2 separate regions of the Homo sapiens genome follow, and region 2 is linked to region 1. The links are chromatin loops, found by intact Hi-C in ENCODE. Cell type or tissue: chondrocyte. All regions are shown on one strand. Links, peaks and the distances in the headings refer to the core of each region. The heading gives the core; the rest is flanking DNA.

Region 1 (9,547 bases), core at 1,116-9,115:
CCCATTCATTAGCGCCCTGTACTGGCTTCCTTCCCTTCCCTGGATGGCTTCCTGACTCTCAAATTGTGCTTCCTGGAACTACCTCCCAAAGAAACCACCTGCACCCAAATTTTTGCCTCAGGGTCTGCTTTCATGGGAACCCCAAAGCAAAACAAGCAAGAAATGTTAGGGTCACCACTACTTCCCTAGCTTCCTCTGGAGTTGCAGGCGTCATTTTTCCAGTTGATGTGGGTCCTCACAGTCCACCATATGCAGCTGTCTTTGTGGACACAACTGGAGGCACACGATCGGGATGAGGGCAGAGCAGTCCCCCTTTTTAATTGTTTTAATTAAGTCAACAATTGGCAGCCCTTGGGTACATGCCAGAGTCAGAGGTGTTTGAACCAGAGCAACTCCATCTTGAATAGGGGCTGGGTGAAATGAGGCTGAGACCTGCTGGGCTGCATTCCCGGGAGGTTAGGCAGTCTTGGTCACAGGATGAGACAGGAGGTCGGCACAAGATACAGGTCACAAAGACCCTGCTGATAAAACAGGATGCGGTAAAGATGCCGGCCAAATCCCACCAAAACCAAGATGGCGATGAAAGTGCCCTCTGGTCATCCTCACTGCTCATTATACACTAATTATAATATATTAGCATGCTAGACAACATGCCCACCAGCGCCATGACAGTTTACCATTGCTATGGCAATGTCCAGGAGTTACCCTATATGATCTAAAAGGGGGAGGAACTGTGAGTTCCAGGAACTGCCCACCCCTTTCCTGGAAAACTCATGAATAATCCATGTTTAGTATATGATGAAGAAATAACCAAAAAGTAACCACCCGGTAGCTCTCAGGGCTGTTCTGCCTTTGGAGTAACCATTCTTTTATTCCTTTACTTTGTTTTTTTGGGTCTCGCTCTGTCGCCCAGGCTGGAGTGCAGTGGTGCAATCTCAGTTCACTGCAACCTCCACCTCCCAGGTTCAGGTGATCGTCCTGCCTCAGCCTCCAGAGCAGCTGGGACCACAGATGTGCTCCACCACGCCAGGCTAATTTTTTGTATTTTTGGTAGAGACGGGGTTTCACTATGTTGCCCAGGCTGGTTTCAAACTTCTGACCTCAAGTGATCCACCCTCCTTGGCCTCCCAAAGTGCTGGGATTACAGGCGTGAGCCACCATGCCTCCCCTATTCCTTTACTTTCTTAAGAAACTTGCTTTCACTTTATGAATTCGCCTCGAGATCCAAGAGCCCTTTCTTAGGGTCTGGATTGGGACCCCTTTCCGGAGACACCAGCATAACCTTTGTTTCAGTTATTTGGGGCATGGAGGAAGAGGTTTTCTTGCCTCAGGGCCTTTGCAACTGCTGATTCTGCCACCTGGAATGTTTCCCCCTAAGATAGCCCTAACTAAGTCCAGATCCCTCACTTCATTCAGGCTCAAATAGCATCTCCTCAGAGAGGCCTCTCTGACCACATTATCTTAAATATATCCCTTTCTCTTTCATCCTATTGTCATTATAGCTCCTGGCATTATATCTTTTTAAAAATCAACTTTATTGAGGAATAATTCGCCCACAATAAAATACATTCACTTGAAGTGTACAGTTTGGAGTTTTGACAAATACGTGTTTCCTGGTAACCACCATCCAATCAACATTTCCATCACCCCAAAAGGTTCAGTTAGAAGATTCCCTCCCTGCCCCAGCTGTCAGAGGTGTTTGAACCGGAGCGACTCCATTTTGAGTGAGGGCTGGGAAAATGAGGCTGAGACTTGCTGGGCTGCATTCCCAGAAAGTCAGGCATTCCTAGCCTCTAGAGGTTTATGATTAAGGGAACAAATTAATAATGTTCACTAAACAGACCCAGATTGGGAGTGTCCAGATATCCCAATATCTGGACAAAAAAGGCATTTCTTTTTCTTTCTTTTTTTTTTTTTTTTTTTGAGATGGAGTCTTGCTCTGTCACTCAGGCTGGAGTGCAGTGGCGCGATCTCGGCTCACTGCAACCTCCACCTCCTGGGTTCGAGTGATTCTCCTGCTTCAGCCTCCGAGTAGCTGGGATTATAGGCGCCCACCACCACACCTGGCTAATTTTTTTGTATTTTTAGTAGAGACGGGGTTTTACCATGTTAGCCAGGATGGTCTCGATCTCCTGACCTCGTGATCTGCCCGCCTCAGCCTCCCAAAGTGCTGGGTTTACAGGCGTGAGCCACTGCGCCCGGCCGAACAAAGGCATTTCTAATTTTGCTCTAAAGATAATATTGATTCTTGAGCAATATAGTAATTAAGAAAATTAATTCTTTATCACAAACCCTTGTAGCAGAGCACATCTCCCCATATATACGACCATTGTACCTAGGGTGGATGCATTCTTCCACTGACTTTTTTGTTTTGTTTTGTTTTTGAGATGGAGTCTCTCTCTGTCACCCAGGCTGGAGTGCAGCGGCACGATTTCGGCTCACTGCAATCTCTGCCTCCCGGGTTCAAGCGATTCTCCTGCCTCAGCCTCCCGAGTAGCTAGGATTACAGGCATGCACCACCATGCCCTGCTAATTTTTTTATTTTTGGTAGAGACGGGGTTTCACCACGTTGGCCAGGATGGTCTCATCCCTTTACTTTCTTAATAAACTTGTTTTTGCTTTGCACTGTGGACTCGCCCTGAATTCTTTATTGTGCAAGATCCAAGAACCCTCTCTTGGGGTTTGGATCGGGACCCCTTTCCTGTAACACAGGCACTCACTGATCTGCGTTGGATCACTATAGCTTAGCTTTACTTTTCTAGAATTTCACACCCATGGAATAATCTGGCATGTCCTCTTTTGTGTCTGATTTCTTTTGCTCAGCATGATGTTTTTGAGATTCACCTATGTTGTTGCGTGTACCAAGGGTTCATTCTGTTTTATTGCCGAGCTGTATCCCATCGTACAAATGCACCGGGTTGCTTATCCACTCTCCTGTTGATGATGGACAGCTGGGCTGTTTCCAGTTTTCAACTATTAGAAATAAAGCAGCACGCCAGGCACGGTGGCTCATGCCTGTAATCCTAGCACTTTGGGAGGCCTAGGTGGGCGGATCATGAAGTCAGGAGTTCAAGACCAGCCTGGCCAGCATGGTGAAACCCCATCTCTACTAAAAATACAAAAAATTAGCTGGGCAAGGTGGCATGCACCTGTAATCCCAGCTACTTGGGAGGCTGAAGCAGGAGAATTGCTTGAATCCGGGAGGCGGAGGTTTCAGTGAGCGGAGATCACGCCACTGCACTCCAGTCTGGGTGACAGAGCGAGACTCTGTCTAAAAAAAAGAAAGAAAGAAAGAAAGCAGCTATGAACACTCGCATGCAAGTCTTTGTGCAAACATAGGTGTTACAGGAAAGGGGTCCCGATCCAGACCCCAAGAGAGGGTTCTTGGATCGTACACAAGGAAGGATTCAGGGCAAGTCCACAGAGTAAAGTGAAAGCAAGTTTATTAGGAAAGTAAGGGAATAAAAGGATGACCACTCCATAGACAGAACAGCCCTGAGGGCTGCGGGTTGCCCAGTTTTATGGTTATTTCTTGATATGCTAAACAAGGGGTGGATTATTTATGCCTCCCTTTTTTAGACCACATAGGGTAACTTCCTGACGTTGCCAAGGCATTTGTAAACTGTCATGGCGCTGGTGGGAGTGTAGCAGTGAGGATGACCAGAGGTCACTCTTGTCACCATCTTGCTTTTGGCAAGAGCTTCTTTACTGCAACCTCTATTATCAGCAAGGTCTTTATGACCTGAATCTTGTGCTGACCTTCTATCTGATCCTATGACTTAGAATGCCTTAACCGTCTGGGAATGCAGACCAGTAGGTCTCAGCCTGATTTTACCTGGCCCCATTCAAGATAGAGTTGCTCTGGTTTACACACCTCTCATATAGGGACATATCTGTATGTTTTCATGTCTCTTGGGTATACCTAACAGTGGAATTGCTGGATTACCAACTGGCATTATATTACCTATATAATATGAGGTATTATACAGGTAAGCTCCAGGAGGACAGAGACTGCTCATTACAGAATGTGCACAGTGCCCAGCACACACATGGCATGTAGCCAGTGCTGCAAGTCCACCTGAATGAGTAAAAAGCCAGCCAGCCTGATTTCCAAACTTAAGGGCTACACCCAGGAATTTGTTGTTCTGCCTCCTCCCCATCCACAGGCTACTGCTGGGGTTCCTGGCAGGTGTGGGGGCTGGGAGGGGAAGGGAGTTGGGGGAGGGGGCCTGGACACTTTTGTGAACCCTGTTGAGGTTGACAAAGGAGAGGGGTCACCATGGTCATGCCAGGGGTCTCTATCCCACACCTGGAATTTCTCTTAGGGCTTCCTGTGATGCTGAGATGGGGCAGCTGTGTCCCTGGCCCCACTCTTCTCCCTTGATGAAACTGCCTTTGCAGAAATTATAACAGTAAGAAAATTAGGACAGTGAAAGAGACCCATCTAACCAACCCCTATCTTGCCTTTCACCTCTAAACTGCCCTTAGGCATTCCTGGGCTTGGGCCAAGCTAACTTTGGGAGACATTTAGTTTATAGTTTAAACGATAATAGCCCATCTCCCAAACTAAACCGCCTTTGTAAAGATAATGAAAGAGCACTAGGTTAGGAAGATGAGAAGTGCCTACATTCTGCTAAGGTGGAGCTGTAACCGATTATCAGTCATTATTCCAGAGGCCACAAGATTCGCAACTTCTCCGGTTACTCCTGCAAATAACATCACTCTTGGAGAGTCCAAGATTGACTTTTTGAGACAAGTTTTCAGGTTTTTTGGCATTTCTTACTACCAATGGCTGGGGCATGGGGGTGCGGGTGGCACCCCAGTCCTGTGGCCCCACCCAGAAGCGGACTCAGCACCCCAGGACAATTTTCCACACCCCTGGGATTGCATCCCCAGCCAGTCAGCAGCACCCATTTCCTGGCCCGCCAAACTATCCTTGAAAAACTCCAGCCTCAGAATCTTCAGGGAGGCCGATTTGAGTACAAATAAAACTCCCGTGTCCAGCCAGCTCTGAGAAATCTGGCTGTCTCCGGGCAGCGGGCAAGGTGAACCCACGGGGTGGTTACATGGGGACCCAGGCTGTCTCTTGTATGGGGGACTTATGCAGGCCCAGCCCCTCCCCTTCTCCTTCCCACCCTCTGAGCGGCCTCCAGGACGCACTCGCGTGAGGAAACCCGGCCCGCGTGTCCGAGTTCTGTCCACGCCTTCTGCCAACAGCTGTCCTTTGCTCTTCGGGGCTCCTGGGACCGCGGGAAGGGGCCGGGGTTGCCTGGGGAAGGGGTGGGTGCACCTGTGTGCATGGTTTAGGGGTCTGGAGTCTTTGAGGTCGGTGGGTGTTTGTGTCTCTGTGTGTCTGTGAATCTGTCTCGTCTGTGGTTCCAGGCCTGGTGGCGCTGCAGACCCCAAGAGGCCGCCCTCCGCCTTCAGACAGCTCCCGCCGCCTCCCGGCGCCTGGGAGGAGACGGTGGGAAAATCGCGGCGGCGACGAGAGCCCGGCCTGCTCTTTCCGTTCCGCTCCCGCAGGGGGCGCCAGCGCTCCGTGGAGAGCGGCTGCGGCCCCAGAGACCACGCTCGGGCCGCCTGACGCCCAGAGCCCCCAGGAAGGGGAAACTGAGACCCAGGGAGGAGAAGGGAGGCTACTCAGACCTCCTAAATTCTAGTCCCAAATTCCACAGCACCAAGCTTGTCCCTAGACTTAGGAAATGCAGTGGGAGCGCTGTTCTCTACCTGGGCTGCACAGGCTGGCTCAGAGGTGGGGGATTGGACTCAATGACCTCTCAGTCCCCTCAGAGACCCTCGCCAGCTGTGGGGAGGTCCGCCAGCTCAGGGATGAGGTCTGGAGGGTAGGGCTGGGGGGACTTGGCCCTCTGGAAGTTGCTCACTGTGAGGGCTAGGTTGAGGACCCATTTATTCATCTGTAAAATGGGTGTGTAGGGAACAGGCATGTTCAGTTTTCTCCCTTGCTTTCGGCTTCATCCTAGCGCAGGTCAGAAGCTTAAGGGGAGCCTGGGCCAGCGTCCTGGGCATCCCATCCTTGCATTCTCCAGACATGACCACCTCCAGACCCTGCTCATTCCTAGACCTGCCTACTGGACCATGGGATGGTGATCGCGCCTACAGCATCCTTACCTAAGCAGCCCGACTCAAAACGATGAATTGGACCAATCAGTTATTGCCCTCCTGTTCTTCTAGAACTGTATACAGACACCCATTGTCCGTGGCCTTGTGCTGGGTGCCGGGGAGAGAGCAGTAAACAGAAAAGTGAGGCTCTGCCCCTAGAGACCCCACCGTCCAGAGAGAGGAGGCAGCGTGCCAAGCAAGTAAACAACAAACCAACAAACAATTACAAAGTCCTGTGAAGGAAACCAAGAAAGGGCAGACAGAAAGGACGACTGAGGAGGGGGAGGCTGCTCTTAGCTGCAGCTGTCAGGGGAGTTCCCTCCAATGAGGCAGCATTTAAACCAGGAGCTGAAAGATGAGTTGGAGTCAGCCATGCAGAGGCGAGGTCAGTGGAAAGGGTGAGCTAGGGCAAGGAAAACAATCAGACTCATCCTTTTATAAGATCCTCACGCTGCTGGGTGGAGAGTGGGCCTGGGCAGGGCGTGAAGGGCAGTCAGAAGGCCAGAGAGGACGCCGTTGCCATGAATCAGGGGACAGCTGCTGGTGGCTCAGACCAAGGTGGTGGCTGTGGAGGTGGTGGATTCTGGATGTATTTTAAAATAGGATTGGCGGGGCGTGGTGGCTCATGCCTGTAATCCCAGCACTTTGGGAGGTGGAGGTGGGTGGATCAACTGAGGTCAGGAATTCGAGACCAGCCTGGCCAACATGGTGAAACCCTGCCTCTACTAAAAATACAAAAATCAGCCAGGCATCGTGGCATGGATCTGTATTCTCAGCTACTCGAGAGGCTGAGGCAGGAGAATCGCTTAAACCCATGAGGCAGAGGTTGCAGTGAGCCAGGATCATGCCACTGTACTCCAGCCTGGGCAACAGAGTGAAACTGTGTCTCAAAAAAATAAAAATAAATAAATAAAAAAAATAGGGTTTATTTAATTTATTTATCAAATCAAATCAAATTGCCTTGAAGCCTTGGGTAGTTGGAAGTGCCTTTTTCCAAGGTGGGGACAGGTGTGTGAAACGCGGGATGGGCTGTAAGGGATCCCAGGACGGAATCCAGCCCTCCCTACGTATTCCCTGTCTTTGCAGGTAGGTTGTGGTTCTGAACTCAAGGATTAAGGCTTCCAAACTTGGTCCAGCTTCAGTATTGCCTGGGAGCTTCGGTCAATATGATTCTCAGGTCCCAGATCTTTTGACACAGAAGCTCTCAGGTGGCCCCTATGTGGGAGTCCCTGCCCCAGAGCCCAGCAGTTGTTTTCCCACTAGGACTGTGGTGACTCCCGTCTTCCTCTTCTAGGTGGCCAGACCCAGGTGAGGGAAGAGGCAGTGGTGGGAGAGTTTGGAGGGAGCGCCAAGAGACACACATGAGCAGAGGCTGCTGGAGAGTCAGAGATGTCGAGAAATGCCAGGGAAAAACAAGCTACCTTTTAATTTTGACCTCATTTCTAAATGATCACAGCTACCAAGGAAGATATTAATTTGCCTCCTGGGAAGTGGCTGGGGGAAGCACCAAGAGAAACTGGCAAGCAAAACAGGACCCAGAGGCTGAAGTCCTTGCACCGAGCACTTGCCAAGGTGGAGGTGGGGAGGGCTGGGACTCTGAGGGCCCTTTGGGTCCCTAGAATGATGCTAAGATAAGTCAGGCAGCTGCTGGCAGTCCAGTTCATTCTGAATCCATCCCACGAGAGGGGCTCAAATGGCCAAAATGTGTCCCTTGCCTTGACAGGCTTGGGAGGTTCATGGAACATTCTCTCACTGGCCCTCTTCACCTGGGGGTCATCCTGTAGGTCTCCCCACAAGCATCACTTCTTCAGGGGAGGCCTCCCTTGCTCCCCATTACTGGGTCATATCCCCAGTGTGAACACCCACTTGGCCTTCTCTTTCCTCCCGTGGGCATGTTCAATGCATGATGCACTTTCATCCAGCAAGGCAGACCTGCTGTCTCCTTTTACAGGTGAAGGCGCTAAGGTTCAGAGAGTTTAAGCAGTTTGCCCAAGGTCACACAGCTTGCACATGGCCTGGAACTTCTGTGGCTGCCACAGATACAGAAAACATTGCCCCCAAGTCCTTTGTTATAACTGAACACCACTTAACAACAGAAAACTATGGCTACCCAAAAGGATCAGACGAAACCTCTCAAAGGACCAAATAAATATCAGTGCTAGGTCCAGGCACGACGTAGGGATTATGTTTTGGACGCCACATCCACTTGACGACAGGGCCCCCAGAGGCCAACCTTTGCTGAACGGAGCCCTCCCCTTCCCCAAAGTCAGCTGTTTCTCTGTCCCTGGAAATGCCTCTGAAATGTCAATTGTGAGCCACCCCCACCTCCCCTTCCTCCTACGAGCCATGTAGCAGCTCAAATATATTATACATATTAAAAGAATATATTCTCTGGCAGCCCTGAAGGGGATAATGAAACCTATATATATATATCTATATATTTATACACAATGGATTGGCTCGAAATGCTCTGAATATCCCTCCAGCTATGGCAACCCTTTGAAATATGACACTCGAACAACGCCTCCCCCACTGGCGGCTGGCGGGAGACATTAAAGATTTAAAAAAAGGGAAGGAAGGAAGGAGACGAAGGAGAAGAAAAAGGAGGCAGCTGCTGTTGCCTTTGGCTGTGCAGCAACAAACTGTGTTTAAATATTAAAACCACCCATCACCCGGCCCAGCTGTCTGCCCCCTTCAGTGGTCTGGGTTCTTGCCAGGGTCTCCTGTGGCTCAGAATGGCTGGTGGGGGGGGGGTGCCATGCAGATCTAACCCCCCAACCCTGGGGATGTGGCAGAGGCTGGGAGGTTGGAGGGGGAGGCTCTGCTTCTGATCTCAGATTCTGGGCTTGTCTAGGCTCGGCTGGGAAAAGGGATCTGATGTGGGAGTGGGGTTGGGGGGCGTCTGCTGGGTTTGAGGCAGAAGATAAGGGTTTGGATCCTGACTGCTGATTAGGCGCTGTGTGAACTTGACCTTGGGGAAATCACCCCCCAGCTCAAGCTGCAATAACCTCGTCTATACTGTAAGAGATTTAAACTTGATCGTGGGACTTGAGGACTCTATGAATCCTCACAAATTACATGCAAAATTGGGGTGAGGTCAAGGGAGTCACAGTCTCGCTGGAGTGACTGGCCCCCCTCTGAGTGTTCAGACCATGATTTCCATCTCAATGCTGGTATTTTAGGTCTCTGGGTAGGGCCTGATTTCCTCTGCATCCTGGTTCCTGCAGGAGAGGCACTTTGTAAGTGTTTGTTAATGATCAGAGATGGGAAGGTACACCTTGTTCCAACACTGTAATTAAAGGTGACCAGAAGTGGCATGGGTTATCTTGCAAGGTGGTGAGCTCCCTGCCACTGAAGGAATTCAAACAGAGGCTGAATGAACTCTTTTTGGGGATGCTGTAAGGGATACTTAAGCATTTGACAGGGT
Region 2 (9,547 bases), core at 1,132-9,131, 850 kb after region 1:
TTAAAGTTTCTGTTCAGGAGCACCAGGCCACTTCCACTCATCTTTCAGTGGCTAAAGTAAATCCCATGGCTGCACCTAATGTCAACGTCATGGGAAATAGAATCCGCCAGCAAGGGTGATTTGTAGGGAAAGCCCAGTAGGAAGGACTGATATGGAGTGGCTGCAAATGTTTTGAACAAATAATGCAGTCTACCAGAAGAACAAATAAGCAATCTACTATCTCTGCATTAACCTTGCACTTATTTCATTGTCCCTTGCACGTGTGTTTTTATTATGAAATATTACAGACATACAGAAAAGTGCATAAAACATCACTATATACTACAATGAATATGAATCAAAGGGCTGGTCCATATTGAGTTGAACACATCTTTTCTTTTTCTTCTTTTTCCTTTTTTTTGAGATGGAGTCTCACTCTGTCACTCAGGCTGGAGTGCAGTGGTGCGATCTCAGCTCACTGCAACCTCTGCCTCCCGGGTTCAGGCGATTCTCCTGCCTCAGCCTCCCGAGTAGCTGGGATTACAGGCACACGCCACCACAACCAGCTAATTTTCGTATTTTTAGTAGAGAATGGGTTTTGCCACGTTGGCCAGGCTGGTCTCGAACTCTTGACCTCCAGTGATCTGCCCGCCTCGGCCTCCCAAAGTGCTGGGATTACCAGCATGAGCCACCATGCCTGGCCGAACACACCTTTTTATGTACAGAGGGTAGAACTTATTTTCTGCAAAGTGCCAGAGGATCATTACAATGATTCAAGAGGTTTGTGAGTCCAAATGATACTTATTGTCTAGAGAATCTCAGCTGTCCTTCTGACCCCAGAGCCTTGACTCTGTGTATCGGAGTTGCAGATGAGCTTCCTGATGAATGTGATGGGCTGGCAGCTACACAACCTGGCCATGGATCACCTCCTCCCAGCATGCACCAGTGAAAAGTAATGCCTGTTCATTTCACATGCACCATTTCCCTCCAGCTGCTCCTCTGGATTTGAGCTTGGCCTGTGTCTTCCCAGGACAATAACATGAAGGAATTCACAAACATAATGTTGACAGAGGCCAGACACAAAAGACCACATGCTATACGATGCCATTTATGTAACATTCAAAAATAGGCAAAACTAATCTGTGTCATTAAAAGTCAGTTAGCAGTTTCCTTTGTAGGAGTGCTGACTGAATGGGAGATTGAGGGGGTGCTTCCAGGGTGCAAGTAATGTTATTTCTTGATCTGGGTGGTTACATGTTTGTGTCCACCTTGTGAAAATTCTTTGAGCTGTACAACATATGATTTGTGCATTTTTGTATATGTGTTAGATACTAAACTTTTAAAAAATATATTGGGTAAAAAGTGCTCAGAAATGCTGCTTTTATAATCATTACTTACCTGTCATCTAAGAAAGTCAATGTGTGTAAATTATGAAAAGTGATTTCTGGCTGGGCGTGGTGGCTCACATCTGTAATCCCAGTGCTTTGTGTGGCTGAGGTGGGAGGATGGTTTGAGCCCAGGAGTTTGAGGCTGCAGTGAGCTATGATTGCGCCACTGCACTCCAGCCTAGGCAACAGAGACCACAGCAAAAAAATTAAAAAAAAAAATTATCATAATTTCTGTTTATTGGCTGAAGTGATCTCATGACAATCATACCCAGTTGAGCCTTTGCACTAAACATAATTATATCAGTTGGGAATTAAATTCAACTGCAGGGAACCAAAAAACAAACAAACAAAAAAACAAATAAAAGCATATCAGTCAAGACAGAGGTTGTTTTTCTTAATAAGGAATTTGAAGAAAGGCAGTCCAGAGCTAACAGGGCAGCACCACGGACATCAGGTACCCAGTCTCCTTCTAGCTTTTTTCTCCACCATCCTGAGAATGTGACCTTCTTCCTCATCCTCCCAAGGGGGATGCTGTGCTCCAGTCATCATGACCACGTTCCAGGAGGAAAGAAAGAGAAGATCAAAGAGCAAAATGGACAAGTTAGACAAGTCTAATCCCTTTTAAAGAGTTTTTCCAGGAGCCCACCTCTTCCTGATTCAGATGTGGTCGCTCAGCAGCCTCCTACCATGCAGGCAGCTACTCCAGGACCCAGTTCCTGCAGTGCACGGCAGCCAGCAGCACCACAAGGCCAGCAGCTTCCCGCAGTGTCCCCACCTTTGGCGATTTTGTAGCAGAGTGCCTCTAGTGAGACACCACTCTGTGAATGGCTTTCTCTCACTCCGTAGAGGACAGTTTCCTGGCAAGTTCCAGAGGACAGATTTCTAGCAGATTCTACCAACAAACACTGCAGTGGCTTCTCTGCCATCCAGGGAACCACAGCTGTGCCCTCTGCAACAAAGTCTGGATCTCAGCCTTGCGAGAATGGGGGAAGGGAGTTGGGGGGAATTTTATCTTAACCCTAAGAATGGTGGCTGCTCTTTATTTTTGTATTTTATTTTTGAGACAGGGGCTCTCTCTGTCACCCAGGCTGGAATGCAGTGGCACAGTCTTGGCTCACTGCAACCTCTGCCTGCTGGGCTCAAGCCATCCTCCCACCTTAGTCTCCCACGTAGCTGGGACTACAGGCACATACCATGCCCAGCTAATTTTATTTTTTGTAGAAATGGGGTCTTGCTCGGGGTTTCGCTGTGTTGGCCGGGCTGGTCTCCAGCTCCTAACCGCGAGTGATCTGCCAGCCTCGGCCTCCCGAGGTGTCGGGATTGCAGACGGAGTCTCGCTCACTCAGTGCTCAATGTTGCCCAGGCTGGAGTGCAGTGGCGTGATCTCGGCTCGCTACAACCTCCACCTCCCAGCCGCCTGCCTTGGCCTCCCAAAGTGCCGAGATTGCAGCCTCTGCCCGGCCGCCACCCTGTCTGGGAATTGAGGAGCGTCTCTGCCTGGCCGCCCATTGTCTGGGATGTGAGGAGCCCCTCTGCCCTGCCGCCCAGTCTGGGAAGTGAGGAGCGCCTCTTCCTGGCCGCCATACCGTCTAGGAAGTGAGGAGCGTCTCTGCCCGGCCACCCATCGTCTGAGATGTGGGAAGCGCCTCTGCCCGGCAGCTGCCCCGTCTGGGAGGTGAGGAGCGTCTCTGCCCCGCCGCCCCGTCTGAGAAGTGAAGAGCCCCTCCACCCAGCAGCCGCCCTGTCTGTGAAGTGAGGAGTCCCTCCGCCCGGCAGCCGCCCCGTCTGGGAATTGAGGAGCGTCTCCGCCCAGCAGCCGCCCTGTCCGGGAGGTGGGGGGCAGCCCCGCCCCCCCGGCCAGCCGCCCCATCCTGGAGGGAGGTGGGGGGCAGCCCCCCCCCGCCAGCCGCCCCATCGGGGAGGTGGGGGGCAGCCCCCGTCCGGCCGCCGCCCCGTCTGGATGGTAGGGGGCGCCTCTGCCTGGCTGCCCCGTCTGGGAAGTGAGGAGCCCCACTGCCCGGCAGCCACCCCGTCTGGGAGGTGTACCCAACAGCTCATTGAGAACGGGCCATGATAACAATGGCAGTTTTGTCGAATAGAAAAGGGGAAAACGTGGGGAAAAAATAGAGAAATCAGATCGTTGCTGTGTCTGTGTAGAGGGAAGTAGACGTAGGAGACTCCATTTTGTTCTGTACTAAGAAAAATTCTTCTGCCTTGGGATGTTGTTAATGTATAACCTTACCCACAACCCTGTGCTCTCTGAAACATGTGCTGTGTCAACTCAGGGTTAAATGGATTAAGGGCAGTGCAAGATGTGCTTTGTTAAACAGATGCTTGAAGGCAGCATGCTCCTTAAGAGTCATCACCACTCCCTAATCGCAAGTTCCCAGGGACACAAACACTGCGGAAGGCCGCAGGGTCCTCTGCCTAGGAAAACCAGAGACCCTTGTTCACTTGTTTATCTGCTGACCTTCCCTCCACTATTGTCCTATGACCCTGCCAAATCCCCCTCTCCGAGAAACACCCAAGAATGATCAATAAATACTAAAAAAAAAAAAAAAGAAATGGGGTCTTCCTATGTTGCCCAGGCTGGTCTGGAACTCCTGGGCTCAAGTGATCCTCCTGCTTCAGCTCCTAAAGTGCTGCGATTACAGGCATGAGCCACTGTGACTGGCCTATTACTATTTTAACAGTTCTTGGTTTGCTCTTCAGAAAACTGGGAGGGGTTTTCTCTTCACCTTGCAGAGTGAATCATCTCTGGCTTAGGAACCCCAAAGTGAATTCTAACTCCTGTGAGGTCCTGGGGCATCCAGAAAAGTCACTATGAAGTGATAGGAGGATAGCGGTGGGAAAGGCCCGGTTCCAAGGAGCAAACAGGAGGTACCAAGTGTTCCTGGTAGATGTGAGCTTGAATTCACCAAAGCCCAGCTGTTTCTCCAGAAAGGAAACTCCGTTGAAAGTGCAGTCTGCAGCGCCATCTTTTGGCCACGCCTGGGAATGTCACAGCTGGAAGGAACACTGTAGACAACTGGTCACCTAGTATGCTGGTGAACCCTGCAAGTTCTTAGGCACACTCTCAGAGGTACGACTCAGCAGGTTTGGAGGATTCACATGTTTATCAAGTCCCTCAGGGTGTATGTTCTCATGTAAGTCGTTCAGTAATTCCTTACCTTCCCCCCATCTGGAAACCCCATTTAAAGTTGTCAACAGGCCAGGCGCAGTGGCTCATGCCTGTAAATCCTAGCATTTGGGAGGCCAAGGTGGTCAGGAGTTCAAGATCAGCCTGGCCAACATGGTGAAACCCCGTCTCTACTAAAAACACAAAAATTAGCCGGGCGTGGTGGCACATGCCTGTAATCCCAGCTACTCGGGAGGCTGTGGCAGGAGAATCGCTTGAACCCAGGAGGCGGAGGTTGCAGTGAGCTGAGATCGTGCCACTGTACTCCAGCCTGGGCGACAGAGTGAGACTCCATCTCAAAAAAACGTAAATAAAATAAATAAATAAAGTTGTCAACAAAAATGTGCACAAGACTGTGATGCAGTGTGTAGGTCACCGTGGTGCTCCTGCCCAAAACGCCTAACCCAAATCTAACCATGAGGAAACATCAGTCAAACCCAAAGAGGAACTTTCTACGACGTGACTAGCCTTCACTCTTAAAAAATGTCGAGGTCACGAAATACAAAGAAAGTCTGGGGAAATGTTACCGACTCAAGGAGACTCAGAGACAGGGCAAATGAATGCAGGAGGTGATCAGAGATTTTGTTTTGTTATATAGGACATTGTGGGAAAATTGACAAAATCTGAATATGGTCTGATCATTAGATAATAGTATTGTACCAATGTTAATTTCATGATTTTGATAATTTTACTATATTTGCATATTTGTATTAATTTGTACCAATTGTGCTATATTTGTACAATTATAGTATAATGGTATATAGGAGAATGTCCTTGCTTTTAAAGAATGCACACTGAAGTATTAAGGGGTAAAGGGCCAACAAGTCTGCATTTGACTCACAAACACTTCAGGGGGAAATACGTATATACATGTTTATATGTTTCTATGTGTGTACATATATGTCAATATATATTTTTGTTTTGTTTTGTTTTTTGTTTTTTTTTTTTTGAGACAGAGTCTCACTCTGTTGCCCAGGCTGGAGTGCAGTGGCATGATCTCGGCTCACTGCAACCTCCGCCTCCCAGGTTCAAGCAATTCTCCTGCCTCAGCCTCCCAAGTAGCTGGGACTACAGGCGCGTGCCACCATGCCTGGCTAACTTTTTTTTTTTTCTTTGTATTTTTAGTAGAGGCGGGGTTTCACCGTGTTAGGCAGGATGGTCTTGATCTCCTGACCTCGTGATCCACCCGCTTTGGCCTCCCAAAGTGTTGGAATTACATGCGTGAGCCACTGCGCCCGGCCCTGTTTTTTTCTTTATGTGTATATTTGTAATCTTGGTGAAAGGTATTCAGGAATTCTTTGTGCTACTTTTGCAACTTTTTTAAAGTCTAAAATTATTTTTTTAATGAGAAGTTATTTTTTTCACAAGCCTCCTGAAAAATAGCGTTATAATGCCACCATTCAATTACACGGTAAGACAGTAATACCCCACCTTTCTATGGAGCCCTTGGAGGTGCCAGGCATGTGCTAATTTGAGGTTTATCTCATTGAATCCTCACAGCAATCCTAAGAAGGAGATGCTATCATTACCCCCAGTTTTCAGATGAGGAAACCTTCAGCTCAGAGAGGTGAAGTGACTTGCCCAGGGTCACACAGCCAGTAAGTGATGAAACTGTGTGGCTGTGCTCTCTGAATCCAGAGTAATTTAAAAAGTCCAAGTAGCAGCACATAGGATCCACAACACTGGATGACAGGGGTCGCGCTGTTCAGAGGACTGGGGGCCACTCCCATGGCTGCAGATCGAACTCTACAATCACCTTCAAATGTGCCTGGGCCTTTGCTATGCCTCTGCCCACCCTCCTGCTGCTCCTGGCATGTGCTGCTCACTGTCTCCACCAGTCCCTCTCCTACTTCCTCTTCTGGAATAGACTATCTCTTCCTCCATGTCCGCTTCCCAAGCCCTCTACCTGGGAGAACACTCTCCGTGCTCTGTGGTTCCACAGCCCTATACCTATCCCTTTCTCAGGGACTATCCCACTCTTTTTTTTTTTTTTGACAGAGTCTTACTGTATTACCCAGGCTGGAGTGCAGTAGTGCAGTTTCAGCTCACCACAACCTCCGCCTCCCAGGTTCAAGTGATTCTCCTGCCTCAGCCTCCTGAGTAGCTGGAATTACAGGCACGTGCCACCACGCCTGGCTAATTTTTGTATTTTTAGTAGACGGGTTTCGATATGTTGGCCAGGCTGGACTCGAACTCCTGACTTCAGATGATCCGTCTGCCTCGGCCACCCAAAGTGCTGGGATTACAAGCATGAGCCACCGTGCCCAGCAGACTATCCCACTCTTCACCTCCTGCTGCAATTCCCCTGGCAAAGCAGAAGAGTGTAGCTGTAGCTAGCTCCAGCTGGGGACTCAGCCAGGCCTGGAACCAAAACCTGGCTCTACCCATCACTGGCTGTCTGATCTTGGGCAAGTCACTCGGCCTTTCTTAGCATTTGTGTTAGTCTGTTCTGCATTCCTATAAAGGAATACCTGTGACTGGGCAATCTGTAAAGAAAAGAGGTTTATTGCCGGGTGCAGTGGCTCACGCCTGTAATCCCAGCACTTTGGGAAGCTGAGGTGGGCGGATCATGAGGTCAGGAGACCGAGACCATCCTGGCTAACATGGCGAAATCCCATCTCTACTAAAAATACAAAAAATTAGCCGGGCGTGGTGGTGGACGCCTGTAGTCCCAGCTACTCGGCAGGCTGAGGCAGGAGAATGGTGTGAACCCGGGAGGCGGAGCTTGCAATGAGCCAAGATTGCACCACTGCACTCCAGCCTGGGCGACAGAGCAAGACTCCGTCTCAAAAAAAAAAATTAAATTAAATTTTAAAAAAGAGGTTTATTTGGCTCACAGTTCTTCAGACTGTACAAGCATGGCACCAGCATCTGCTCAGCTTCTGGTGAGGCCTCAGAAGCTTCCGATCATGGCAGAAGGCAAAGGAAGAGCAGGCGCATCATATAGCAAGAGAGGGAGCAAAGAGAGAGAGGAGGAGGTGCAGGCTCCTTTAAACAACGGGCTCTCTCGTGAACTAACAGCAAGAACTCACTCATTACCATGGGGAGGGCACCAAGTCACTTAAGAGGGATCTATCCCAATGACCCAGACACCTCCCAGCAGGCTCCATGTCCAACATTAGGGATCACATTTCACCATGAGATATGGAGGGGACAAATATTCAAACTGTATCAGCATCTTTTAAGTCAAACAGAGGTATTATAACCCAATTCATTATAAAGAGTTTTTGGGCATTTAATATAACATGTGACAAGCAACAAGTACTTAATAAGTGTTAGCTACTATTTTTATGTCCTATCTCTATAATGACTGTTTTACATTTTTTCACAAAAATTAATTATAAGCATGTGTTGAAGTTTTATTTTAAGCTTGTCACAAAGCCAAGTCAGTAGTTCCCTTTTGTTATGGATATTTCAAAGGAAAAGAGAATGGTTGGATAATCATTATTAAACTGAATACAAGACAAAGAATGTATGATAATCATCCAAATGGTTTGGGTAGCTAATTTCCCCAAAGAGGTTTTAATCTTGTTAAAGTTTATCAGAAAATTGCTTCAGCATTTATCAGGAATGCTCATGTCCTCCCAGAAGGAGGTTGTGAATTGTATCACGAAAGTGTTCTATTCCAGGCTGTGATTGGGATGTTCTTCTTAATCATACCCATAAGAATCGGCAGAGCACCGTGTCTCACTCCTGTAATACCAGCACTCTGCGAGGCCGAGGCAGGCAGATCACTTGAGGCCAGAAGTTCATGACCAGCCTGGCCAACATGGTAAAACCCTGTCTCTACTAAAAAAGAAATACAAAAATCAGCTGGGCGAGGTGGCATGTACCTGTAATCCCAGCTACTGGGGAGGCTGAGGCATGAGAATCACTTGAACCCGGGAGGCAGAAGTTGCAATGAGCTGAGATCACGCCAGTGCACTCCAGCCTGGGTGACAGAGTGAGACTCCGTCTGAAAACAAAACAAAAGAATCATGGCCGACATTTCCTGAGCCTTCACTATGCATCTAGTCTGGAGCTGTGTCACAGGCCTGGCCTTGAAACAGGTTCTGGATGCATTTCATCATTGTCACCCCCCACCCCCCAGCATGCTCAGTTCGGTGTAGGACTCTGCAGATGTCTACAACATGCTGATGAGATGGGTGAGTGGGAGCAGCGGCCATCATGTCCCAGGCCTTTGCACAATGTGCAACATACAACACCCTCTCCACACCACCAAGATGGAAATAAACAGGTTTCTGAGAGTAGAAAGAACCACCCGTTGCTCCCCCAGTTTCATTGGGTATGAGTTTGTGCTGTTTGGGAGAATGACGTGCTAGGTGTTTTGTCCAACACCATAAAGTAGGCTCCTTGTCAGGGAGATAACAAGGCGCTTTGTTCTGGCCACAGAGCCGGGTAGAGCATCCAAAGGCTCATTACCAAGCATGGATGCCTTTCCTCTGACAGACAATGAAGAATTGGATCCAAGTTGCTCATTAAGTTCCTTAGGGAGTTGTTGGACATCTTGCTACTGTATGAACAAACAGATGGACCTGGCTGCTGGCTGCAAGGATATTTTAGAAAAAGCAGGTCTGCCTACCCATTATGAAGAGTAAAATATTATACTGGGATGGGGTGCATCATCTCCAAGCTGGTTTGGGGGTGAGGTCAGTGGTTCTCAAAATGTGGTCCTCTGAACAGCAGCATCAGCATCACCTGGAAATTTGTTTGAAGTGAGAATGTGCCCGGGTGCGGTGGCTCACACCTGTAATCCCAGCATTTTGGGAGGCCGAGGCAGGCTGAGGTCAGGAGTTCAAGACCAGCCTGGCCAACATGGCAAAATCCTGTTATCTACTAAAAGTACAAAAATTAGCAGGGTGTGGTGGTGGGCACCTGTAGTCCCAGATACTCCAGAGGCTGAGGCAGGAGTATCGCTTGAACCCGGAAAGCGGAGGTTGCAGTGAGCCGAGATCGTGCCACTGGACTCCAGCCTGGGCGACAGAGCGAGACTCTGTCTCAA

What was found. A loop is a pair of places that touch in the nucleus more often than their neighbours do. Peaks named below come from ENCODE experiments on the same cell type or tissue, not always from the same donor. Only the 100,000 strongest peaks of a DNase experiment are listed, where the experiment ranks them.
Region 2: a loop joins it to region 1, with 4 times the contacts of the local background. A loop is called at or near these places in 9 of 110 quality-filtered maps.

Annotation. Positions count from the first base shown.
Region 1 is chr20:37,559,102-37,568,648 of GRCh38, forward strand. No RefSeq gene overlaps it. Among named protein-coding and RNA genes, the nearest start is that of LINC01746, 7.2 kb to the right of the region's middle. RefSeq lists an enhancer at 8,920-9,420. In chondrocyte, for the core only: CTCF peaks have their summits at 5,533 (motif pointing right) and 5,776; no DNase peak of the experiment used is centred there.
Region 2 is chr20:38,404,425-38,413,971 of GRCh38, forward strand. LOC124904901 (a long non-coding RNA gene) reads right to left here. Exons shown (of 2, transcript XR_007067582.1): 2 at 7,880-9,243. Among named protein-coding and RNA genes, the nearest start is that of SNORA71B, 16 kb to the right of the region's middle. In chondrocyte, for the core only: CTCF peaks have their summits at 4,346 (motif pointing left) and 4,561; a DNase peak (open chromatin) is centred at 3,061.